Linked DNA regions of Mus musculus: regions 2, 3, 4 and 5 are each linked to region 1. Evidence: chromatin loops called from intact Hi-C (ENCODE). Cell type or tissue: gastrocnemius. All regions are shown on one strand. Region 1 holds the start of 2010003K11Rik (RIKEN cDNA 2010003K11 gene). Region 2 has its middle 5.2 kb from the start of Pcx. Region 3 holds the start of Ctsf (cathepsin F). Region 4 has its middle 7.0 kb from the start of Ctsf. Region 5 overlaps Sptbn2 (spectrin beta, non-erythrocytic 2).

Evidence for each region. Peaks named below come from ENCODE experiments on the same cell type or tissue, not always from the same donor. Only the 100,000 strongest peaks of a DNase experiment are listed, where the experiment ranks them.
Region 2: a loop joins it to region 1, with 2.5 times the contacts of the local background. A loop is called at or near these places in 6 of 42 quality-filtered maps.
Region 3: it touches region 1 in a loop (2.5-fold over the local background); 4 of 42 quality-filtered maps call a loop at or near these places.
Region 4: it touches region 1 in a loop (2.3-fold over the local background); 4 of 42 quality-filtered maps call a loop at or near these places.
Region 5: it touches region 1 in a loop (6-fold over the local background); 24 of 42 quality-filtered maps call a loop at or near these places.

What each region holds. Positions count from the first base shown.
Region 1 is chr19:4,495,538-4,500,537 of GRCm38, forward strand. 2010003K11Rik (RIKEN cDNA 2010003K11 gene) reads right to left here and starts at 3,046. Exons shown (of 2, transcript NM_027237.2): 1 at 2,707-3,046; 2 at 1,251-2,077. The coding sequence starts at 2,982. The coding sequence ends at 1,979. In gastrocnemius, a CTCF peak has its summit at 2,140 (motif pointing right); DNase peaks (open chromatin) are centred at 1,549, 2,146 and 2,764; H3K27ac peaks cover 610 bases.
Region 2 is chr19:4,586,621-4,591,620 of GRCm38, forward strand. It overlaps a transcript of Pcx not described here. Among named protein-coding and RNA genes, the nearest start is that of Pcx, 5.2 kb to the right of the region's middle. In gastrocnemius, a CTCF peak has its summit at 2,677 (motif pointing right); a DNase peak (open chromatin) is centred at 2,686; H3K27ac peaks cover 163 bases.
Region 3 is chr19:4,852,255-4,857,254 of GRCm38, forward strand. Ctsf (cathepsin F) reads left to right here and starts at 2,911. Exons shown (of 14, transcript NM_019861.2): 1 at 2,911-3,232; 2 at 3,444-3,542; 3 at 3,816-3,900; 4 at 3,993-4,054; 5 at 4,258-4,333. The coding sequence starts at 3,014. In gastrocnemius, a CTCF peak has its summit at 3,030; a DNase peak (open chromatin) is centred at 2,899; H3K4me3 peaks cover 2,021 bases; H3K27ac peaks cover 2,129 bases.
Region 4 is chr19:4,845,669-4,850,668 of GRCm38, forward strand. No RefSeq gene overlaps it. Among named protein-coding and RNA genes, the nearest start is that of Ctsf, 7.0 kb to the right of the region's middle. In gastrocnemius, a CTCF peak has its summit at 2,018; no DNase peak of the experiment used is centred here.
Region 5 is chr19:4,741,036-4,746,035 of GRCm38, forward strand. Sptbn2 (spectrin beta, non-erythrocytic 2) reads left to right here. Exons shown (of 37, transcript NM_021287.2): 20 at 1,298-1,561; 21 at 3,013-3,237; 22 at 3,431-3,520; 23 at 4,074-4,334; 24 at 4,423-4,553; 25 at 4,745-4,949. It overlaps Gm21992 (predicted gene 21992), which reads right to left. Exons shown (of 3, transcript NR_157185.1): 3 at 1,878-3,832. Among named protein-coding and RNA genes, the nearest start is that of Rbm4b, 13 kb to the right of the region's middle. In gastrocnemius, a CTCF peak has its summit at 2,684 (motif pointing left); DNase peaks (open chromatin) are centred at 2,691, 4,176 and 4,812.

The DNA.
Region 1 (5,000 bases):
GCTCCAAGTGCAGGAGGGGCTAGGCAGCTGTTACAGAGCCTGGCTGTCCTGTAAAGGAAGGGGGCTGGAGAGATGGTTCAGGGGGTAAGAGCACTGACTGCTCTTCTGAAGATCCTGAGTTCAAATCCCAGCAACCGCATGATGGCTCACAACCATCCGTAATGAGATCTGACACCCTCTTCTGGTGCATCTGAAGACAGCTACAGTGTATTTAGATCTAATAATAAAACCAATGGAAGTGGAAAGATGGGCTGGGTATACAACAGGGATGTGGGAGGCAGCGGGGAGCAGGGAAAGGAGTCCTTTGCAGCAAATGCATGCAGTGCCTGGGCATTGCGGTCTGAGGCCTTTGGAGGCAGATTGTGCTTCTCAATCACACCATGGCCATACGTACTTCCTGAACGCCTACAATGCAGCCAGCATGGTCTGAAAAGGACATTCACAGCAAGTGCAAGGAGAGACAGCCTTGTGGATGTGTGACTCAGACTGATAATGTCACAGCCCTACTGAAAGGCAGTGGTCTCTGCTCCAGCTAAAATCCCCCAAACACATGAGATTCCCATGTCCTCTGGCACAAGTGACCCCAAATCAGAAACTTGAGAAGCTCACTCACAGCTCTGGAAGCCATGCCAGAAGGTCAAGAGTCAGGCGTACTGACACAACCCTGTAATCCCAGCATCTGGGAGTTAAAGGATGGGGGATCAGGAGTACAAGGCCAGCTTTGGCTTTATGATGAGTTTGAGGCTAGCCTTGACTACAAGACCTTACCTTAAAATAAACAGATAGAGCTGGCAAGATTGCTCAGTGGGGAAATCACTTGCTGTGTGCCCTTGATAACCTGAGATCCACCTGGGTCGCATAGGGAAGAGTGAACCAACTATGGAAGTTGCCCTCTGACCTCCACATGTGCACTGTGTCATGCACATATACATATACACACACACACACACACACACACATACACACACATATACACACACATACACACACCCATACACACACACACACACCCATACACACACACACACATACACACACCCACACCCACACCCCCCCCCCCCACACACACACAAGTTCCCAATGGCCACCAGGACCAGGACCTCTTGTGTGCCTTTAGTAGCCCTACCAGGTTTCTGAGCTCTGAGAAAACAAGGAGCCCATCACTGCATTGCCCTTCGGAGTGAGGCCGTGGACTCTGAACCTGGGAGAGGCCCAGAGCCTGTGCATTAGTCACTAGACAAAGACTTTCCTTCAGGTCAGTGGCTTTATTAATGGGTTCAACCCCAGTGTTAGGCAGTGTGTATGTGTAGGAGGAAGGTCTCTTCTCCACTCCTGACCTCAGTTTCCCTCTGTCACACAGGGAGAGAAGACTTCCCTGCTTTCTTCATCGGGATATCATGAAGTCCAAAGGCAGCCATATGCATGTTTGGGCTTCTCAGGCATATAGCAACCCCCCCAGGACAGTCCAGACATGGTCCTAGCCTGTGAAGGCTCACAGTCTATGAGGGAGGCCCAAGCCTTGGCCAGTCACTGGCAGCTGCCCAGAAAGCCATGTGGAGCTTGGCCCTGGGAGCAGGTGATATTCAGGAAGTTCTCAGCCTTTCTTTGGCTTCACTGAACTCTGACCTGGAAGTGGGTGGCTGGTCTTTGTGGGGCCAAGGGGTCACAGTTGCTACTCTCATTTCTGTGTAGGTCCCTAAGACCTTCATAAATGCCAGTCCAGGGAGTCTTTAAACCCAAAAGGTAGAGAGCCAGGTATTTCCTCTTCAGGCCTATGGAGATCTTTGCTAAGAGATAGGTGCCAGAACCAAGAAGAGCAGCCACATGGGGGCTTTGAATGATCTGGTGGCAGAGGCCTCCTTGGGTCACAAGACAAAGTTCAAAAGCTGGAGCAGTTCAGAGTCCAGAAAAGCCATGCAGGGGCAGATGAAAAGACACAGGAGCAGAGCCGGTGGAGTGAGGGACAGTCACAGCAGCTTTAGTTGTTGGTGTCCAACAAGGTCTCTGGGGAGGCTGGTTGACTCAGGGTCACACTGGGGAAGCTGGCGACAAAACTCCTCCACCTTCTTTTCACATGCTGGAAGACCAAAGTAGGAGAAACATCATAGCAGTGGCTTCAAGTGGTGTTCCACTCACAGCCACCAGGTGGGGGTAGAGCCATGAAAGAGAAGCTAAACTCCTGGGGGGAGGGGAGACCCTTCCCCCTGGGACGAAGGGCCAGGAGGGGTGGGGCAAATCTACTCTTCATCCTGTGTGAGAGGTACAGACGGTAATTTGCCAGAAGTTGCATTGGCCAATCTGCCTGCCTCCTGCTCTAGTCACCCTTGCAACATAGTATTACATTAATCATCTTAATACAGCTCTCAGAGCCTTGTGTGGTAATATATGCCTGCACTCCCAGCACTCAGAACACTGAGTAGGATCAAGAGTTCCAGGCCACTCTGGGCTACTTATCGAGACCCCATCTCAAAACAGAAACAGCTCTGACCATATTCCACCCAGACCCCATTTGCCCACCCTCCTCCAACCTTCAGTGAATCCCCAGTGCCCACAGGGGTGAGGGGAATCACAACTGCTTTTAGTCAAATGCATTCAATTCCTGGGTATTTTGCTTGGCTTTCCTCAGGTCAGCTGTGCTCTTAACCCTTTGCTGCCCGGAGTCCCCACCCTTCCCCATGAAAGTGATAATTCAGTTTGAAGCCACACCTGCTGGTACTGTCTCAGCCACCGCCGGCTGCCTCCTCCTCTCTGGCCTTGGATCAGCTGTTCTTTGTCTCCCAGGGTCCCTGGCAGCCGCTCCTGGACAGAGACCTCCAGCCCTTCCGTGCCATCGGGGACCTGCGACCTGGACTTCTCACGGCCCAGTCTGAGGCTCAGTGCTCTGTGGAGTCGGCCATCCAGAGACCTCCCCTGGGACTCATGGAGCCTCCCATAGGAGGGCCGGGGTTCTCTAAAGGACTGGCTACGCAGGCTGGTCCCCATGATCCTAGAAGCTAGCACTGGTCGGTAAGCCACTAGCTTTGTGAGATGGCCTGGTGCCTTCACTCATATGATGGGAGATCACCTGTAGACAAAGGTCAGTGCTGCTGAGGTGGCTGTCATAAACCAAAGGGCAGGCCACAGAGGCCAAATATCTCTGAGTCATTCTCTCCATTGACTTCTCACCCTGTGGGACTATACAGCGCAGGCTGGCTTCCAGCTCGGGATCCTTCTGAATGCTAGGCTGGTTCCTATTGTCTTCCCTCCTCCCTCCAGACAGCCTTCTCTGACCACACCACCCTGGAGACCTTGCCGGCCTCCTCTGGCCTTGGCCTTGGCTGGCCGTACCACTCATCTCATTGACATTAAGCAAAGATTACTTCTACAACAGGACAGAGAACAGAATAGCTTCATTCTACAACAGTCAAAACCGTAACTACCAGGGTGAAATCGGGTAAGGCAGGGGCTGGACAGTGGACGGTACTTGTTTTCATGGCTCCAGACCTTCAGTTTTACAAGGTGAAAAGTGCTCTGGAGGTCAGCGGCACACATCCAAAATCGTGACCTGCAGGGGCTGGGGGGACGGCTCACTCATAAAGTGCTTGCTGCACAGGATCTGGGTTGGGTTCCCTGGTACCCCTGTGGAAAGGTGGATATGCATCTGTCATCCCAGACCTGGGAGAGACAGGAAACTCTCTGGGACTTGCAGTCCCTGTCTGAGCTGCATTGGTGAACTCCTGACCCAGTGGGACACACTGTCTCAAAAACTAAGGGGAAGGAGTGGTCGAGTGGGTACAGGCACTTGCTGACAAGCCTGACAACCTGAGTTTGATCCTTGGGATTCACCTGGTGGAGAGAACTGGCTGCCACAGGCTTTCCTCTCTCCACCACACATGCGCTGTGGCTCTCAAGAACACACAATACACACACACACACACACACACACACACACACACACACACAAATAAATGTAATTTGAAAATGTAAAAAGGTGAGGCCAGGCAAGGTGGCTCATTCAGTGCTCATGCCAGGGGAATTTCTGTGAGTTTCGGCCAGCCTGGTCTACACAGCTAGTTCCTCTCTCAAAAACTAAGAGGAAAAAAATTAAAGGTAGAGAATGACAGAGGAAGACACTTAGTGTCAACTTCTAGATTACACACATGTGTGCGAGTGTACACACACACACATAATCCCTTCACACACCATACAGAGACACAAAGAAAAAAATGACCTATAGTAAATATTATCTCAGTGCCAGACTTTTGTCTTAGACAGGGTCTTATGTTGCCCAGATGGGCCTCGCTATGTGGCAGAGGATGATCTCGAATTCCTGATCTCTGCCCTCCTCCACCTCCTGAATTCTTGGATTACAAGTATGGGTCACCATGCCTTGTGTAGACAGTGCTGGGGATGGAACACTGATGCTTGTGCACGCTAGGCAAGCACTGTGCCAACTCTGCTACATCCTCAGCCTGGCAGGTTCTGTGTGTGAGAGTGTGTGTGTGTGTGTGTGTGTGTGTGTGTGTGTGAGAGAGAGAGAGAGAGAGAGAGAGAGAGAGAGAGAGAGAGAGAGAGAGAGAGAGAGAGAGAGAAAACAGGACAGTGCCAGGGTCAGGAGAACTAAATTTCTCCAGCCTTAGCTTTGCCCTCAATATTCTAGCAAAGCACATGGTTAAAAGCTCAGGCTCCAGGGACCACTGTCTTCTAGGTAGACTGCAGTTTCATTGCTTAAAGCTCTGTGACCTTGGGTTGCATCCTTCTTCTCTCTTTGGTTCCCTCAGTGTAAGAGTGACAAAGAACTCAAGCTAGAGCCAGGCAGGCCACCACCAAACACCTTGAGCTCCAGCACTCGAGGCAAGGGCAAGAAGATCTCTGTGGGTTTGAGGTCAGTTGGGTCTACAAGTCCAGGATAGGGTTGTTACACACAAAAAACCCTATCTCAAAAAAACAAAACAAACAAGCAAAACAACAACAACAAGAACAACAACAACAAAAAGAACTCAGGTCATTGTGTGAATTAA
Region 2 (5,000 bases), 91 kb after region 1:
TTTGTGTTGTGTCTTCTCTCTGCGCTGACCTGCCCACACGTCCATGGGTGTTTCCATGTTGTCTTACTGGGGACAACTCCCCCATCTAGCTCTGGCTGAGTTTTCTATCGAGTTGTCCATCCCATCTTGAAACTGGCAGTTAACACAAGCTCTCTGGGTTCCTCAGGGAGCTCCCAGCTTCTACCTCCCCTGCTTCTGTGATCTTTGATTTATTGGAACCCAGAGTTTGCCCTCCCTCCTGCCACTGCCTCCCATCTAACAGGTGCTGTCCTCCTGCCTCTGCCTCCCATCTAACAGGTGCTGTCCTCCTGCCTCTGCCTCCCTTCTAACAGGTGCTGTCCTCCTGCCTCTGCCTCCCATCTAACAGGTGCTGTCCTCCTGCCTCTGCCTCCCATCTAACAGGTGCTGTCCTCCTGCCTCTGCCTCCCTTCTAACAGGTGCTGTCCTCCTGCCTCTGCCTCCCTTCTAACAGGTGCTGTCCTTTTGCCTTTTGTTTCCTGTCCACTCCCTGCCTCTCTCCTCCCTGCTCCCAACCTGTGTGGGGTTCTTATTCCCTCTTAGCAGGTGTCTCACAGGCATTAGAACATTTTCCTGACTTACTAACCACTTTCACTCTTTCCTTCCCCAAACCCTGTAGTATGGTTCCTGCCAATAGCAGCACACCTCCTCTTGTGCTGTGAGGTTCCTCCATAGCATCCTCTGAGGTTGTGGCACAGCCCACTCCCTCTGCCAGCATGCAAACTCTTGGCTTAGACAGAGCCCAGGTTTCTGCCCTGGGCTCCTTTGTGACGCTGACTAGATTTACTCTTGCTGCCCCCTACCTCTACCTGGCCTTCCTCCTCTGATGTTCTCTCCTCATTCCATTTTTCTCCTCCCCTTCTCTTGTCTTCCATGGCTTGACTCTGAAGTCTTTGACCCCAGAGGCCTTCCTCCTGGCTCAGCCCAGCTTTCCCAGCAGCCCCGTGTGCCACAGCATCACTGTTCACTTGTCTTTCTGCTGCCTCCCACTCACCTTCCCCGGCTGAGCCAGTCCTAAATAGCTACATGCTCTGAAACCCCAGCTGCAGCTGCAACCTGCAGCAGGATGAGCAGAGGAGAGAAGAGTTCTATTGTACATTTGGATGTATTCCTAGCCCCATAATAGGGTCTACAGAGTTCTGGCCACCTGTGAGAACTCTGATTGCTTGATTCTCAGGGTCATCACAACAGAAGACCAACTCTGACAAGCTTAAAACACCCAAGATTTTGGAGGGCATCAAATAAGGCCCTATCCGTTAAGGCCTTGAGTCCTTTCTGACCTCTTCCAGTTTCTTATGTTTGCAATCGATGCTTGGCTTCCTAGACTTGTAGACCTATCATTATAGTCTCATGGCTGGCTGCATCTTCATATTATTTTCCATCTGTCTATCTGTCACTGTCCATGTTTCTCCATGTTACAAGAACACCAGGCATATATTGGGTTATAAATGCCATCCAGTATCTATCCGAGCTGCTTGGTAAAGACTCCATTTGTAGATAAGGTTATAATCAGAGCTGTAGGACTTTAACGTATCTTTTTGAAGAGACTCAATTTAGGCTATGTGTCTTGGACTTACCAGATCCCAGAGTCCCTCAAAGCTTCTGAGAGTCCTGCTCTTATCCAGCCAAGGCCTTTTACCATCTTAAACCATGAAAGAGGAGTGTATGGATGGAGAGCAGGCCAACATGACTCTGGAAACTTCCTGGACCATCTGCCAGTATCTGCTGTCTGCTTTGCCTTACCAAAGACATGGCCCAGTCTTGTTTAGGATTGAGACTTTAGTGTTTCTCAACACCACCACACTCAGCTCTGAAACTTGACTTTTTTAGTTCCCACCTTTAGCTTGTGTCTGAGTCCATTTGGGCTACCTTAACAAATGCCACAGAGCAGGGAGCTTATAAACAACACACGTGTTTTCTTGTAGTCTGGAGCCTGGGAAGTCCAAGGTCAGGGTTTCAACATGTAAATTTGGGGCAGAAGCAAACATTCAGTCTGCCAGGTGTTCTCTACTGCCCTGCTCTTTTGCCCTTTCTTGTGTCCTGCCAGCAGCACACTGGGTTCTAAGCTTTGTGGAGAGGACACTTTATACACTATTCGTTTGGGTGTACTGTTCCCAAAAGGAACTGTACCTTATTAATCTTTGCTAAATGCTCCACAATATTTCTGAATGAATTTTAACAGCCTCACACGGTTCTTCTCACTGTGTGACCTGGAGTACTCATTCATTCATTCACCATGCATTCATTCTTTATTGCCTTCCCCAGGCATATATTTAATTTGGTGCCAAGTATTATGTAGAGTGTTACAGAGATAGTAGAGGAACAAATAGGCTAAAGTTACTGTGCCTGACGTATTCATCGTGCCCAGTAAGAAGAGACAGATGGATCAGCCAGTTGTTGTGACGTCAAGTGTACCTTGCTGAGGATGTAGATTCATTCCAGGGAGAGCCTCTCAATGGGAACTCGGTGGGTGAGAATGGAGTGGCTCAAGGGACCATAGCTGCCCAAATAGGACTGTCAGAGCCACCTGGGGATATGGGTGTCTAGGAAAGCATTTCATTTCAGATTCCCAAAGGATATGGAGAAATCAGGGCAAGTGTCCTTTCCTGTTTGGATGGGGTGTGGGCAGCAGGTTAACAGTGATGGCTTCTTGCACCAGAGGGCACTGTTGGCCTGGCATAGGGACAAAGCAGCCATCTCCATATCAGCAGTCCCTGTGACCTGTCCCTTATCCTCTTCCTACTATTCTCCAGGCTATTGAGATACCTACCCTCTTGCCTCCTATCTCTGAGTCTCTTTGCACACATAGAAGCTCTATGTAGCAGCAGCAGATACTCAGGCTTCCCCTTCCTGTAGCATTTGAATGGAGGCTTGCTGAGCACTGTGGGACCATATACAGCCATTGATGATTATAAGTGGTCCAGCTCCACCCAGGGCCACGTAGAGCCCTTGGAGCTCAAGCTGCCATAATGTTCTAGTGTTTTGCTGAAGCTGTACATTCAGGCTGGGGGTCCCTGTTGTGGTCTTCTCTTGTCCTCTCTTGTTACCTTGTGACACCCCTACATCCAACTAACCAACAAAGCCTGTTTCCTTCTTCCCAGCCTCCCTCACACCAGTCATCCTGGGCCACTGCAGGCAATTGCAGGCTGGGTGAACCAGAAAATCTTGGCCGAGCGTTCCTCCCTATCTCGGCCGAGCGTTCCTCCCTGGCCACCGTCCTCTGGTGGATGTACTGCTCTCTCTAGGATGTTTCATGGTAAACTAAACACGACCACAGGGGCCCCAGGATCTGTCGGCCAAAAGGGACAGATGAAAGGACATGTCATTAGGCTACAGTAGCTGATACCAAAGCACCAGGGAGAGGACAGACTGAGGCTGAGATTTCTGGGTAGTGGGAATGGAGCATGGGAAGGCCAGGTGCTAGGAAGAGGGAAATAGGTTTTGTTGGTTAGTTTGGTAGATACTAGGGCCTATTTCTGAGTTGTTCTTCCTTCTTACTGCACAGCTGGCTGCTTTCCAGAACACTTGAGTCAGCACAGGTAGTTGACTTGAGACAGCTGGCTACCAGTGCCTGAGGCAGGATGTTGCCTTGTGATCCCTCTACTACCTACTCTGTAAAAGCAGCTATAGTTAAGATCAAAGCCGCGCATGTTCTAGAAGGAACATTCTAGGGCCTGCCACTTGACTGCGGCACTTACAGGGCTTCCTGCCCTGTTCCCCAGCCAGGCTGCTCTATCAGGGAGCACATTTCTTCAGCAGTATAGTAGCCATAGTATCTGGGCTCAAACAGGCCTGACCATGGAATTCTATGCTGGCTGCTTCTGGTTACAGGAGGCAGCCTGCAAGATATAGTTCAGGTCTGAAGAAGCAGAATTTCTAGGGACATTTGATGATTTATTGGGAAAATTGAAACTTCTCTGACATATCTGGAACATGTGACCACTGGCACTGTTGCTGTCTGCTGTTCAGTGCAGGGTGTTGAGGGAGACCCTGAGTTGATGGAGGTCAGGAGGTTTGTTTTTGTTGTTTTTTAATTGTAGGTTTTCTATTTTGGGTATTTTCAGTGTTTAAATACCTGTCACACTATGTTTCTGATGAAAGTCACAGCTCAGTTCCACAGTGGGGACTTAATGCCTATTAGTTCAGAGCTCCCACTCTGAGGGAAGCATGGATATTGTGCTCATATTTGGCTGCTGTCAGTTCATCCTAAAGCAACTGTAAAAGCGCCTCTGAAGGAGAGGACCCTGTAGAGTGACCTGCTGACACTGGGAGCTTGGGAGAGGACCCTGTAGAGTGATCTGCTGACACTGGGAGCTTGGGAGAGGACCCTGTAGAGTGATCTGCTGACACTGGGAGCTTGGGAGAGGACCCTGTAGAGTGACCTGCTGACACTGGGAGCTTGCCTCCCCCACCCCTCACTGTAGAACCCACATGGGCAGTGCGACAGACCTCACGCCTGTGATGTTAGGACCTTTGCCCTGCCTCATTTGGCATTTTGTTGTAGGCACCATTTCAGCTCTATGGTTTTCTGTCTGGAAGGAGGAATGCTGAGTTCATAGATCCAGTGTTGGAGAAAACTGGAGCAGGATGAGGTGAAAAGTTTCCCAAGAGCTGCCTTGAGTAACAAGGTAGAAACAGGTGTGCTAGACGCCCATCGCTTCACTGTGGCTCATTCACTGTGGCTGGAGAGGAGTTATTTACACGTCCTCAGTGGCAGTCACAGCAGTCTATTCTCCCGTTTGTTTGTTTGTTTGTTTTATAATCCTCCAATTTATTTTATTTTATTTCGATATAATGTTATAATTTTCTTTTTTATTGGATATTTTCTTTATTTACATTTCAAATGTTATCCCCTTTCCTGGTTTCCCTCCCTCTCAGGAACACTCTATCACATCCTCCTCCCCCTGCTTCTGTGAGGGTGCTCCTCCACCCACACACCCACTCCCACCTCCCCACCCTCAGTTCCCCTACACTGGGGCATC
Region 3 (5,000 bases), 360 kb after region 1:
TCTCAGAAGAACTTCTAAAGATGAGTGAAAACACAACAATTACTAATAAGGTAATGCCAATAATAATAGCAAGCAGGATTATATACTGAACCCAATCCACAGGATTCAATGCACTTAGGTGATTCTTTAAATCTCTGGCCAATTCATCAATGTTCCAAGTGTCCAAATGACTTCTGCTAATATCTGAAATATCTGCTAACCTAGCCTTAAAATTTGCTATATCCTGTCTCAATCTACTGCTAACATAGCGTCATAGAGAATTGTAGCTAACTTTCAAATATGTCTCTAAAATGACCAGAATCAGCCTTCCAAATGAAGAAATAACAATTTCTAATGCTGGGTTGATTATCGGCACAGTGCATGACTAAGTAGGCATAACTGGTCACATTAAAGGAAAGAGAAGACTCGTCATAACTTCTTTTTGATTACGTTTTTGAAGGCGGTTTCCAGTCTCCATGTTCTCAGTCCCACAAGCTAAAAGTTTGAAGCAAGGCAGTTTGTCCAATCTGAGATCAGGAACTCAAGTCCAAAACAGTCTGCCTGTCTCCACTGTCAGGGCACTCAGCCAGCTCACAGGTCAGCATCAGTCTTTGTCCCAGCATCAGCTTGTCTCACCAATCACTCTGGCAGCTAGCATGCTCCTGCTGCAGCATTCTGTGGAGAAAACACAAAAATGCCCTCTTCCCCATATTAAATACCTGAACAGTATCATGTCATGTGCCAGTATGTGGATCCTTTCATTTCATGAGTATGCCTGGTTGTAGAGTGCCATAGACACTCAGAGAGATTTTAGGCATCCAAATTTAAAAAAATTTTTGAAGATATATATTTAAAGCTCCGCAGTATCTTTTCCTTAAGAGTTATAAAAAAATATGAGTAACATGGGTAACATTAAATTGTTGACAAAACATCTCAAATGCTTGGCTGTAATAGCCAGTTCCAATATCTATTTTAATTTGATTTGGAACACCAAGCATAAAAAAAAAAATCAACATAGGCAATGACTGACTATACTTTTAGTTGCTTTTCTTGTTAAAGCAGTTGTAATTAGAAAGACTAAAAGTGTATCAATAGTCACAATGTGCATATTTCATTTTTCTAAAATCAAAAATGAGTATCTATTTGCAATAATTGATTAAGTAAAAGTCCTCAAGAATTAACACCAATGGGTGGAACAGGTAGAAGCTGAGGACACTGAGAACAATTCTTTACAATATGCCATGCACATTCTATAAAAATGCCTACAGCACACTATTCAATTATCTGTGTTGAAGTAGGAGGAAACTCAAAAGAGCAAACGTGATCTAGTCACGTAAACTTCTCTCCCATAGAAGTGCTGTTTATAAATACAGTAGATGCATTCTTTTTTTTTAAAGTGATAAGCACGATTCTTTTTTTTTTTAAGATTTATTTATTTATTTATTTATTTATTTATATTAAGTACACTGTAGCCGTCTTCAGACACTCCGGAAGAGGGAGCCAGATCTCATTTCAGATGGTTGTGAGCCACCACGTGGTTGCTGGGAATCGAACTCAGGACCTTTGGAAGAGCAGTCCGTGCTCTTAACCCCCGAGCCATCTCTCCAGCCCCAGTAGATGCATTCTTTATGGGATACATTGTGGAGAGACCTATAGGGTACTGCTAGGCAGGAATCTGACATTGGCCAAGGACAAGGAAACAAGCCTCAATCTTTAGGTTGTAATAGGGAAGCAGGACAAGGCAGAAACTCCAATCTCGGGGTGGTACAAAAGAAGCAGGCCCTGGGCAAGATCCAGGCTTTTGGCCTGTCATGCATGTCACTACTGGAGTGGATGTAGCAGTCTACATAGGCCCTGTTTTGAAGACAAACAAACCAAGGGAACTGTCTTAAAGACTTCAAAAAACTCCTTCATATATACATACCCTGCACACTCCTCACGTACACACAAGATTTCTGTGACAAGGCTGATTTTAACCGCTTTAGATAACATACGACAGCTCCTTCAATGAGCTGAGGATAATTTTTGCCTCTCCGATACAAAACCAATGGATTTTTGTATCCAAGCAGTTTATGGACATTTCCCTTTCAATAATAAAAAACCCTCCTTTCCGGTCCCTCTCCAAGTGTGCAGAGGCTTACGAGAATGCATCTTGGTTTATGATTCAATTTGTTATTCCCTCATACATTTTTACACTTTGGAGATTTTTTTCCCACCCTCTGTTTTCAGTTGTGACGCTGTCCCTTGGCAGTCCTGGAACACAGTGCTTTTAAGTGATTTACGGTACGATCCACCCTTTGCACAGCTTTGTTGATTATATAGATGTCTTTTAAGCCTCACAACAGCCAGACTCATGTAGCCTACGCTCAAATTCTCTTAGGTATCCAAGAATGACCTTGAACTTCAGAACTTTCTGTCTCTTCCTGAGTGCCTCACCAGGCTAGGTTTATTCCGTGCTCGGGGATGGTACACAGGGCATTTGTGAGAGCTAGGCAAACACTAGCCACTGAACTACCTACATCCTCTGGTCCCACAACCCATAATATTACTGACCGTCTGGTGAATGACAATAGGTGCCTCAAAGGTGAGATCACACCGTGAAGGCAGGCTGAGGAACCAATTGTTTGGGTTCACCTCTTATCAGAGTCATCTGTAAGCTTCTTTTTCTTTATCTACGCAATGGGACTGCACTGACCTCACAGGTCTGCCATGGTTAAAAGGATCTGGCTTTTCCTGCGTAAGATAGAAAAGGGCGTAGATTCTTATTTTATTGTCAACCTAGTGTCCTCTCCCCTCACTCCACCCTCTCCACCCCCCCACCCACCCCCCCCCGCATCCCGCACCCCGTGGTCCACGTGCCTCGCGTAAATAAGCGAGCGCGCAAGCGCCAGGAATCGGTGCCCATTGGCCGCCCCGGCGTTCTCCAACGTTGTAGGGAAACTCTCTGTGGCCTCTGACAGCAGGCTCCGCCTCGGGTCTCTTGATCCGTGTGTTTGTGGGTCAGTGAATCCGGGCGAGCAGCTTCGACCTCGCTATGGCGCCCCTACTGCAGCTTCTGTGGCTGCTGACACTGCTCTCGACTGTGGCCCTGAGCCCCGTCCCCGCCAAGCCCTGGGCAGATGACGAGCAGGCCTGGAACTTGTCGTCCCAGGAGCTGCTGGCCCCCGCCCGCTTCGCGCTGGACATGTACAATTACGGCCGTGCTGCGGGGACAAGGGCCGTGCTAGGAGCGGTGCGCGGACGCGTCCGCCGGGTGAGGACGCGCGGGGAGCGGGCGCGGGGCCTGGGCCCAGGAATGGTGCAAGGTGGAGTTTGGCTTAAATTTGGGATGATGGCCAGGACAGGGGAGGGAAGGACCTGTTTAGACCTGTATCCGGTAGGGAGGCACAGATGGGCAATGGTCTCCTAAGAGGAGTAAAGGGGGAGGGGATGGCTGGGCCAGCCCCAACTTCTTCTCCATCCAGGCCGGCCAGGGCTCTCTGTTCTCCCTGGAAGCCACACTAGAGGAGCCACCTTGCAATGATCCCCTGGTGTGCCCACTGCCTGAGACGAAGAAAACAGTGGTGAGTGAAGAGGTCAGCTATTGTTGGCCCTAGCTGGCAAACAATTGGAATGGTGGGTCCTGTCGAGGCATTGGTTACTCCTGAGATACCAAGTTAGAGACCAAGATGCTCTGAAAGGGTGGGTGTTGGGGTGCTGGGTGTCTGCTGCTGGCCTCCCTCTTTCACCAAGTTATGACTGCCTTCCATGTGGCTCTCCTTTGAGGAACTTCTAGCTGCTCTTGCCAGGACCTTGTTTCAAACTGTCCCAAGACCGTCTTCTTTCTATGCCTCCAGCTCTGCAGTTTTGAAGTCCTGGAAGAGCTAAAAGAACACTTGCTGCTGAGGAGGGACTGTAGCCCAGTGAATGCCAAGGTCACAGGTGCTGGGATTGCTCAAGGAGACTGGGAGAGCCCAGACCATACTTGAGTCAGAATCCAGCCTTAATTACTTCTCTGTTCCGACCCTATCCAGAGTTTAGAAATGCGACTTTCAGCTCATTCCTTCCATTGTTGGACAAGGATCCCCTGCCCCAGGTGAAGACCCTGTGTCGAGGAGAGACAAAGGCCCCTTAATCCTCTTTCCCTTCTCTTCTCTTTCTCTGCACGCCCCTTCTCTCTCTTCCCCCTCACTTCCTCTTCCCATAGTGACTTCCCTGTCTTGGTCCTCCAGGGTAGAGCTCAGTCAGCTCACTGGGGTCTGGCTGGACTTGTAAGTGAACATCCTTCCGCCTTCCTAGGACTTCTCTGTGAAGATGGCTCCACTCTTCAAGGACTTCATGACCACCTATAACCGGACTTATGAATCAAGGGAAGGTAGGCCCCAGCCTTGTCATCTGTCTCCGTCAGGCCTGGGCCTTCTCCCGTCACGGCACCTTGATACTAAGGAGATAAAGTACACAGTGATACCTTATTTCCCCGGTGGTAAACTGAGCCAGATCAAGGCAGATAAGATGATATTAACTGCTGGTTTATTGGGAAGCTGCTCTCTGGCGAGTTCACTGGCCCCAGTGATTAGGCCACGGAAATCACCATGGGAAGAGGAGATGAGGGAGAGAAGGGGAGAAAGGGCCCACACAGAGAGAGAAGAAAAGAAGAGAAAAGGGAGAGTGAGGAGACCAAAATGCCTGGATTGTGTCTGGAAGAGCTTCTGGGTATGCCAGGGTAGGGACTGAGGGGTGCTGGGAGAAGCTGGAGGCCAGGTCTGCCTTGATATGAAACATATGCACCTCAGTCCCTGGTCCAGGGGTCCGAAACCAAACAAAAAGGATCCTGTGTCTCTCAAGGAGCCCATATCCCTAGGGTCCTATCCAGCTTTCTAGGCAGTCATCTTGTCAAGGAGTGGCCTGGTTTCCTCCTTCCGTTTTGTCTTCCTAACCGGAAACCATGGGCTTCATCCCTCTAGGCAGGATGGGTAAGACTTAGACCAGATTTTCTCCTTTGGATTTCCTCTGTCATGGCCTTTCCGGTAACCTCTCCTGGG
Region 4 (5,000 bases), 350 kb after region 1:
CAGGAGGGTTGCCAAGAAGCTTGCCTGAGATAGATAGTGAATTCCAAGTTCAACTGTAGCTATAAGGTAAAACCCTGTTTTAAAAAAAAATGCCATAGGAGGACATGCCCTGAGCCCAAGCCCTGAGCCATGAGTCCTGAGCCTTGAGCACACTTCACTGAATTGCCCATGACATTCTAGATCCATCACAGCTTTGGAGTTTCGTTATTTTTAGCTTCAAATTGCCCAATTTCATCTTTTTAGATTTAGTGTTAATGACTAAAGAAGCTCTATTTTATGCTAGACATTCATTTTGGTACCTACCAGCCATTTGTCTCTGTCTCACCAGCCATTTGTCACAATCCCTGGAAGTTAAGTTCCCAGTAACCCTGACTGAGTGACTCCTCCCACATACCCAGAAATGTACAGCCGTGACTATCTACTTATAATGATATGACTAACTGCTTTTTTTTTCTGTAACTTGCACAGATACCCAAATATTGTTTTGAGTTGCTTTAATCATTTAACCTGGTAGAACAGAACAATTTTTGCTTGCTTGCATAGATATTGAAGTCCCAAACCATTCCTTCATGGCAATCTCAAATTTGACTCAGAGATTGGTTATCCTAGTGGCAGCGAATCAGTAAACCTGTTAATTATAATTGGATTGGGTCTATGGTCTTTTCTCAGGGGTCACAAACTCTGTAACACTTTCTCATATAGAAACTTAAGAGCATTCTCTAAAAGGATAAATCCATGTTGGTCTATATTCATTCTAGTTTGTTCTTTTTCATGGTATGTTTATTCTTACTCAAGGTTTTGATTTCTTTAACCTTTAAAAATTTTTAAATTGTTTTATGTGTATAGGTGTTTGGATGGTGCCAGAAAGGGGTATTGACTACTCTGGAACTGGAGTTTTAGATGGTTGTGAGCTGCCATGTGGGAGCTGAGAACTAAACCACGGTCCTTTTCAAGAGCAGCAAGTGTTCTTAACCACCAAGCCATCTCTGCAGCCCCCTTCCCCCAGGTTTTGGCTTTTATTTTCTCAGTTTCTCAGGGCTCTTTATATATTCAGGATCCATTGCTTAGTGCTGCTCCGGTTTGGTGGGTCTAGTACTAATCAAGTCAGTGTTTGCCCATGCTTTGCCAACTGCAACTGCAACGTGCTTTTCACAGCTGACCCTCCGTTAAATCTAATCCTCCCTTAAAGCGAATCCATGAGTCTTTGTTTCCGAGACAAAGTTGCCTGCAGCTCCGACTCAGCCTGAACTAGCTCCGTAGCCCAGGATGGCCACTGTCTTAGTCAGGGCTTCTATTCCTGCACAAACATCATGACCAAGAAGCAAGTTGGGGAGGAAAAGGTTTATTCGGCTTACACTTCCATACTGCTGTTCATCACCAAGGAAGTCAGGACTGGAACTCAAGCAGGTCAGGAAGCAGGAGCTGATGCAGAGGCCATGGAGGGATGTTCTTTACTGGCTTGCTTCCCCTGGCTTGCTCAGCCTGTTCTCTTATAGAACCCAAGACTACCAGCCCAGAGATGGTCCCACACACAAGGGGTCTTTCCCCCTTGATCACTAATACAGTTGGATCTCATGGAGGCATTTCCTCAACTGAAGCTCCTTTCTCTGTAATAACTCCAGCTGTGTCAAGTTGACACAAAACTAGCCAGTACAGCCACAAACTCTTCTCCATCTCCTCCTTTTTTCAGACAGGTTCTCTCTGTGTAGTCCTGGCTGCTCTGAAACTCCTTATGTCGCTTATGCTAACCTTGAGCTCACAGAGACACCCCTGCTGGGGTTAAAACTGTGTACCACCATATCTCAAATTGTTAATTTTTTTTTTTTCTGATTCTTTTTTGGGGGAAAGCATGAACACAGTTCCCCACTACTACAAACTATACAGTCAAGTTTCCGACATGGGGAAGTTGCAGGGGTCTGCATATTCGGAGTGGGAGCTTCGAATCTTAATCTCCAGGCCTTCAAGGAGTTTCAGGGCTTCTAACACTGGATGGTGCAGGATTCAACCTCAACAGTGTCACCTTGTGCCAGTGAGGAGTCATAGCAGCAGTGGACTCCCAGCTTCCTCTCGCTCCACCTGAAGGAGAAAAAGTTCAACTAAGAGAAAGAGTACGCTATATGTGGAACAACAATATGAACTAACCAATACCCCCAGAGCTCGTGTCTCTAGCTGCATATGTAGCAGAAGATGGCCTAGTCGGCCATCATTGGGAAGAGAGGCAGGCCCCTTGGTCTTGCAAACTTTATTTGCCCCAGTACAGGGGAATGCCAGGGCCAAGAAGTGGGAGTGGGTGGGTAGGGGAGCAGGGTGGGTGAGGGTATAGGGGACTTTCGGGATAGCATTTGAAATGTAATGAAGAAAATACCTAATAAAAAATTGAAAAAAAAAAGAAAGAGTACGAATTATGGGAAATTTAGAAGTGGCAAGGAAGAGGAAGGATCCTCAAAATAAATGCATACTAGCCAGCAGTCACTTAACGGGAAAACATTGAGTGAGGTAAGCTGGGCACAGAAAGGCAAATCCTCGACTATCTCACACGCTTGATCTAAAGCAACGAACTCACAGAGTCTGAGTAGACTGACGGCTAGCTACCAGATTAGGGGTGGAGGGGCAGAGCATGGGGCAGAGCAGGGGTGGGGGAGCTGTGGGGAGATGAAAGTCAAAGGTCATGAAGCTTTAAGCGTCAGACGAGGGTTAAGTGTCGAAATTTCTTTAGAAGATTATGAAGGTTAAGCGTCTAGATTTTTCCCCTTTGAGGTCTAGTACAGCTAATAAGTGCTGTACATCTCCACAGACCAAGGAAGAATACGTCTCGAATATCCTCATCCCCTCAAACATCAAACATTTGAGTTGACATATAGGTTAATAGCTTGATTTAATCATTCTATGTTATATCAAAAATTCTAAATTCACTTTGCACTTTACAAGATATCTAGCTATAATTTGTTTTTTGGTTGGTTTGGTTTTTTTTTTTTTTTTCATTTCTCTTTTGTGTATGTGTGTTCGTGTGTGCACATGTTTGGCTAAAATTCCTTTCCTGGGGGGGTGATGCAAGTCATGTCTGTCTCAATATCTACCCTGCTCCTAGGGTCCCAACAGCCAAGCAAGACCCTATCCCACCAAAGTTCACTGCAGAATCAGAGCTTATCAGGCTTTCTTCAGAGTCATGGGTGAGAAGCTAAATTAGGAGCACCTTAGAGCAGCCGCCCTGGAGGCTGGAAGCGCTGCACCAGCATGCATGAGGCATCTTAACTGTTATGAAATATAATGCAGGGCTGGTGAGATGGCTCAGCGGTTAAGAGTGCCGACTAAGGTTCCTAAGGTCCTGAGTTCAAATCCCAGCAACCACGTGGTGGCTCACAACCATCCATAACGAAATCTGATGCCCTCTTCTGGAGTGTCTGAAGACAGCTACAGTGTATTTACATATAATAAATAAATAAATATTTTAAAAAAAAAGAAATATAATGCAGCAGCAGCAGGTGCAAGGAGTTAGCTGGCAGGCCGACACCGAGGTGTCCCCTGAGGCAGGTGACAGACCTGGCAGAAGGGAGGGTTGTTTGGGAGGGGAGGGGAGTGAGGACCCGGAGAAGGGGTAAATGTAGACAGAGCCATGTGGGCAGAGAAAGCAGGGACTGAAAAGGACAGAAAGAAAGAGAGGCCAGCTGGGAACATGTGAAACAGAGAGAGAAAAGAGAATGAGAAGGGGGTAGAGAGTCGGGGGGCTGGAGTAGCAAGCTATCCTTTTTGTACATGGCTGCTGCTGCATCTGGCTAGTGCACAGCAAGCAATGGCAAGCAGTGTATTGCTAGGTCCTTATTGCTAGGTCCCTGGGAGGAGCCAGAGGATTTGTATGTAAGCCAACAGGTATGACTGTATAAGTAAGTGGAGCTCTGTCCCTAGTCCTTCCAAAACCATATCCTCAAACCAGTGGTTCCCAACCTTCCTAAGGCTACAACCCTTTAATACAGTTCCTCGTGTTGTGGTGAACCCTAGCCATAAAATTATTTTTGTTACTCCTTTATAGCTGTAATTTTGCTACTATTATGAATCATAATGTAAATATCTGATATGCAGGATTTTGGGACACGCAAACCCTGTGAAAAGGTCGTTTGATCCCCAAATGAGTCTCAACCCACAGGCTGAGAACCACTGCTCTAGCCCTACCCAGAGACTATGAACCCATGTGCAATTAGGATAGAATTGCAAACAACTGGTTGGAAGGGTAGCCGAATGCTCAAGTGAGGGCCTCATGTCCTGCCCACTCCTACCAAGAGGCCCAGCTGTGATGGGGGCGGGGGTGCGCTCTGTATTCAGATGCTGATTGCTGTGCCCAGAGGTCTCTTTGCAATCTAGACGTAGACATTGTCATGATATTTGGAGCATCTCCTGTCTCAGTGATGTATAAAACTTCTTTTCCATTACCTTTGATTGCTTAATAAAGAGCTGATTCTGCCTAAAGATGGGCAGAAGTGCCAGGCAGTGGTGGTGCATGCCTTTAATTCCAGCACTTGGAAGGCAGAGGCAGGTGGATTTCTGAGTTTGAGTTCCACCTGGTCTACAGAGTGAGTTCCAAGACAGCCAGGGCTATACAAAGAAACCCTATCTCAAAAAAAAAAAAAAAAAAAAAAAAAATGGGCAGAAGAGAATAAGAGGAGACTTCCAGTCCCAGTCAGGGGGGCCCAAGCAAAAAGAAAGAAGCAGAGAAGAAAAAAGGAAAGGAAGGGAGGGATCAGGAGGATTTGCCAGGAGTCACCGTGAGGACACACATGGATCAGAGCCAGCCAGAGCAAGACTCAGATACCGCTGGGAAGTAGGCAGCTGTAGAGGGCTTCAGTAGACGAGCATCTGCCCAGCATGCTACCTGCAGCTTGTCTCTGTGTCATTGATTCAGGAGCTAAACGGGCTAGGGCAGGCGTAGAGATGCCCTGTTGTTAGAGAGAGCAAAAGGGCAAAGAAAAGCCCCAGGTTAACATCTGCACTGGGGTGATCTTTGCAGC
Region 5 (5,000 bases), 250 kb after region 1:
AAAGCCTGGGCACTAAGCAGAGATGAAGGGATGCACTGGGGCCATCCGTGGAAGGAAAAGAGAATGTGAGCAAGCAGAAGGAGTAGGTTCCAGGGAAAGAGTGATGATAAGCAGAAAACCAGAAGTGTGAGGAGGACTGGGAGCAAGGAGGACATCAGCCTGCCTGGAGCACAGAAGGCTCCTGTATGACAGAGTATGGCAAGGCAAAGGTAGGACGAGTGTCCTGGGCAAGATCAGAAAAAGCATGAATCACTATGCTGGGAGCGTGCTAAAGGCTTTGAAGCAGCACCAGACAAACCAGCCTTTGATCCTCTTCATCCAACAGTCAAATAAAATAAAGGCCTGAACAAAGCATTTGAGTTCATGGCCTCAGAAGCAGACTCCGGAACCAGAATTTTGGAGCAGCCCAACTTCAGGAGAGGTGATCCCCAAAACGCCATGGAGGGGAGCGAGAAGATGAGACAGAAGAGAGAGTAGTCCAGACAGGATTCGTTAGAGTAAAGCATGTCCTTGGCTTGTGTGAGGCCCAGGTTCGATCCCTAGTCCCACGGAGTGGGAGAGGAGATGCGAGTTCCCTCATGCCAGAGTTTGCAGCAGGCTGCTGGAGCGCAGAGCTACTGGGGCACTCTGAGAGACGTCAGAACCTGACGCAGTGCTACCCCACCCAGAGCACAGAGTGGCTGCGTATCCATCCGTCACCCCTGTCTGCCACTGGTTGGGAGTGAGTGCTTCTGACTCACCACTCATGCTTCCTGTACTCCCATAGAAACATGTCTTCAAGCTGAGAGGCTGAAGCTGGGAAGACCATGTGAGATGTGCTTTAGTGCAAGGGAGGAGACATGAGTTAAGAAACATAAAATGACAGCACATAATTAAAGTCTGTGTGCAACATAATAGTAGAAGATTCCAAATGGCTTTAAAGGTTTTTTTATTTAGACAGGATCTTGCTGTGTAGACCAGGCTGACGTTAAACTTATAGCTTCCCGTTTCAGTTTCCCAAGTGCGAAATTTCAGGCATGAGCCACCAGGCCCAGCTTGCAGTGGCTTCCTAAGTAAGGGAGGGTCGAGTTAGATTGATCTTGAAAAGGGAGTGGAGCGTGGTCAACAGTAAAGAGCAGTGTGGAAGGCTTTCAAAACCTCTGGGGAGAGACTATTAATGAGCCTGCCTCACACAGGACGTTAGAATTACCTGGAACATTTCAGCTCTCTATTGCTCAGATCCCTGGCCTGTGATCAGCCTGCAACATTCAGTGGAGTCTGATTTTGACACTTACACATCTTTTGTCTTGTCACCTAGGAAGGGCGGGAGCTGACTCTTGAAAAGCCAGAACTCAAAGTCGTAGTGTCAGAGAAGCTGGAGGACCTGCACCGGCGCTGGGATGAACTGGAGACCACTACCCAAGCCAAGGCCCGCAGTCTTTTTGATGCCAACCGGGCAGAGCTATTTGCTCAAAGCTGTTCTGCCCTGGAGAGCTGGCTGGAGAGCCTGCAGGCCCAGCTGCACTCAGATGACTATGGCAAAGACCTCACCAGTGTCAACATTCTGCTGAAGAAGCAACAGGTATGCAAGGGGCCTTTGGGGAGATGAACAGTCAGACAACCTGTGGAAGAGGGTGCCTAGCTTTTGAAATTCAGGAGGCCTGGTAAATGTCTCATAGCATTTCTGACAGTGATCATAATTAAAGACTCCGTCACAGTCTATTAGGGCTGTGTATCAGTTAGGGAAGTCAGGAGACAGGCCACACTAATAACATGGACAAGGAAACGTTAGCTTAACAAAAGTACTCATTAGTAAAAGGTGTTATTACTAAAGGTGTTATCTCAATCTGTTTCTGTTGCTACAATACAATTCCAGAGACTGGGTGATTTATTTTTTTAAAAAGTTTATTTTGGCTTGCAGTTTTGGAGGAACAAGGGTGTAGTACCAGTATCTGCTCGGTTTCTGATGTGTTGTAAGATGACAGAAGAACAAAATGGAAATTAGCTCATGTGAAAGAGACAAAACCCAAGAGGCAGCGTCACTTTACAACCTGTTCTTGTAACTAATCCAGTCTCGTGGGAACTATATAAATCCCTTTAATGGTCCACTCATCTTGTAAAGGCCCTCTACTGCTTGTCAACACTTTACTTTGAGGTCCAGATTTCAGCATAAGTTTTGGAGGAAACAAATTACAACTTAAGCCAGATCAAGTCTAAAAAGAATTTTACAGTTGGTGTCAGAAAACCTTTTCTCTGTAAAGAGACAATAGGACCACCAACAGCTCTGTGTGTAAAAATGTTTATCACCAAACCTGACTATTTGAGTTTAGTCTCTAGAACCTGCATGGTAGGAGAGAAATCCATATACACCCACAAATTAATAAAATACATATTTAAAAAATTCAGCAGAGCTAAACAATACTTTACATTTTGTAGGTTATATGATCTTTGTCACAGCAATTCAACTTTGTCTTTATTATAAATAAATGAATGAATGCCCAATACTACGAGGAATGCGTCAATATACTTAATTTAGTAAATAGATTGTATTTGTTGATTCCCTGACCCTAAGAATCCTGGAATAGCAGGATTCCTTTCCCTGGAGGGGAAAGAGGCACTAGATCCCTGTACTCTGAAAAAAAAAAAGCCCAAGCAAAAAGCTAAGCATGCCTGCTCCAGTGTTTTGTGCTTTTTCCTCTAGCGCCCTCTTCTGACAAGGCTGCCAATTGTACCAGCTTGGGAAAAATGCTTATGGGGGGCGGGGGCGGGGGGGTCTAGGTGAGCATCTCAAAGAAGGCTAAAGTGGATTTGTGACTGAGAGACAATGAGTTCATAATATGCACAGTTGTCACATAGTCCTGGCATTTTTATAAAGAAAAAAAATTGTGTGTGAACTACCCAGACCGTAAGAGGCTGTTTTTCCCGTGGGGAGGCCCCAGGAATCAGAAATCATGGCTGGTTTGATACAGGCTTATGTCTTAGGAGTTGAAGTAGAAATGTGCACTGATCTCTCTTATCTCCTCACGTTTGCAGATGCTGGAACGAGAGATGGCTGTGAGAGAGAAGGAGGTAGAGGCGATACAGGCCCAGGCCCAGGCCCTGGCCCAGGAAGACCAGAGTGCAGGGGAGGTAGAAAGGACCTCAAGGGCTGTGGAGGAGAAGTTCAGGGCCTTGTGTCAACCCATGAAAGAACGCTGCCGGCGCCTGCACGCCTCCCGGGAGCAGCACCAGTTCCACCGGGATGTGGAGGATGAGATAGTGAGTCACGGGCATGGAACGGCAAGCTGCTCCCAGCCGTGTGGCTCTCGGGCCCACTTCCTGGGCACTGGGATGTTCATGGATGTCCTGCAAGGCTCCCTGGCCTCGAATGAGATAGCTCCCTTTACACACACAGTTGTAGCTGTAGACAGCTCCTCTCTGCGGCTCTATTAACCTTTTTTTTTCTCTCCAGTTGTGGGTGACTGAGCGGCTTCCCATGGCCAGCTCTCTGGAACATGGCAAGGACTTGCCCAGTGTCCAGCTTCTCATGAAGAAAAACCAGGTGAGGCCAAGGGCAAGGGTGAAAACAAAGTTCCCAAGAGCATCTTCTCACTCAGACCTTTGTTTTTTCCCTTGTTTTGTGGTGATGGGAGGTAGAGGGTGAGTGCTGTTGATTGGAGATAAGGCCTTACTATGTATCTTTGGCTGGCTTTGAACTCAAAGAGATCCACTTTTATCTGCTGGGATTAATGGTGCATGTATGCTGCCATGTCCGGCTCCTTTGTTTTTCCCTATGATAGGGTGTCTGTGGCATTATCTTGTTGCTTGTAGCCCTAGACTTGATTTTTCTTCCCCACACTCGGGAGAGTGGCCTCTGTTGATAGGAAAGAATGAGGATTGAAGGGGTATCACATTGTCCCCCACCCACCCAACCGTCCCCACCCACCCAACCGTCCCCCTCCGGAGTCTTGACAAAGAGTCTTTGAGAGGATTCAGAAAAGAGAAGAATGTAGGGAGGGCTGGAGGGCTCAAGGTGGAGCAGGTAGGTCCAAGGGGACACAGGCTTGCAGTTCCTTTTGCAAGCCTTTCAGTGTGTCTTCTGTTGCTCTGGACAGACCCTGCAGAAGGAGATCCAGGGCCATGAGCCCCGGATTGCAGACCTCAAAGAGAGGCAGCGCACTCTGGGAACAGCAGCAGCAGGTCCAGAGCTGGCTGAGCTCCAAGAAATGTGGAAACGCCTGAGCCATGAGCTGGAGCTTCGGGGCAAGCGGCTGGAGGAAGCTCTTCGAGCCCAGCAATTCTATCGTGATGCTGCAGAGGCCGAGGCTTGGATGGGTGAGCAGGAGTTACACATGATGGGCCAGGAAAAGGCCAAGGTGAGAGTCAGAGCAATGGCTGGTTTGTGCGGCCAGTTCTTCTACCCCCAAGCCCCTGCTGCCTGATATTCAATTTCCCCTCTCCCAGGATGAGCTGAGCGCCCAGGCAGAAGTGAAGAAGCATCAGGTATTGGAACAAGCCCTTGCTGACTATGCCCAGACCATCAAACAACTAGCAGCCAGCAGTCAAGATATGATTGACCATGAACATCCAGAGAGGTGAGTGTGTGAGTATCATGAGCCTTGACCCTGGAGGAGAGGAGGGCTGGCTCTGGGAAAGTAGGGGTTGTGACATCTTCTGAACTATGGCCATACAGAATAGAAAGTTGGGAGAAGCAGGGACTTGGCAAGCAGTTAGCAGACAGAGCAGTTAGGTGACACAGAGCAAGCCATTCTCTCTACCTCTGCAGCACAAGACTAACAATACGCCAAGCCCAGGTGGACAAGCTGTACGCCAGCCTGAAGGAGCTGGCAGGAGAGCGGCGCGAGCGCCTGCAGGAGCACCTCCGGCTGTGCCAGCTCCGCAGAGAGCTGGATGACCTGGAACAGTGGATACAGGAGCGTGAAGTTGTGGCAGCCTCCCATGAACTGGGCCAAGACTATGAGCACGTGACTGTGAGTGCCTGCAGACTAGCACAGAAAGGATCAAGGCCTGCAGGGAGACCA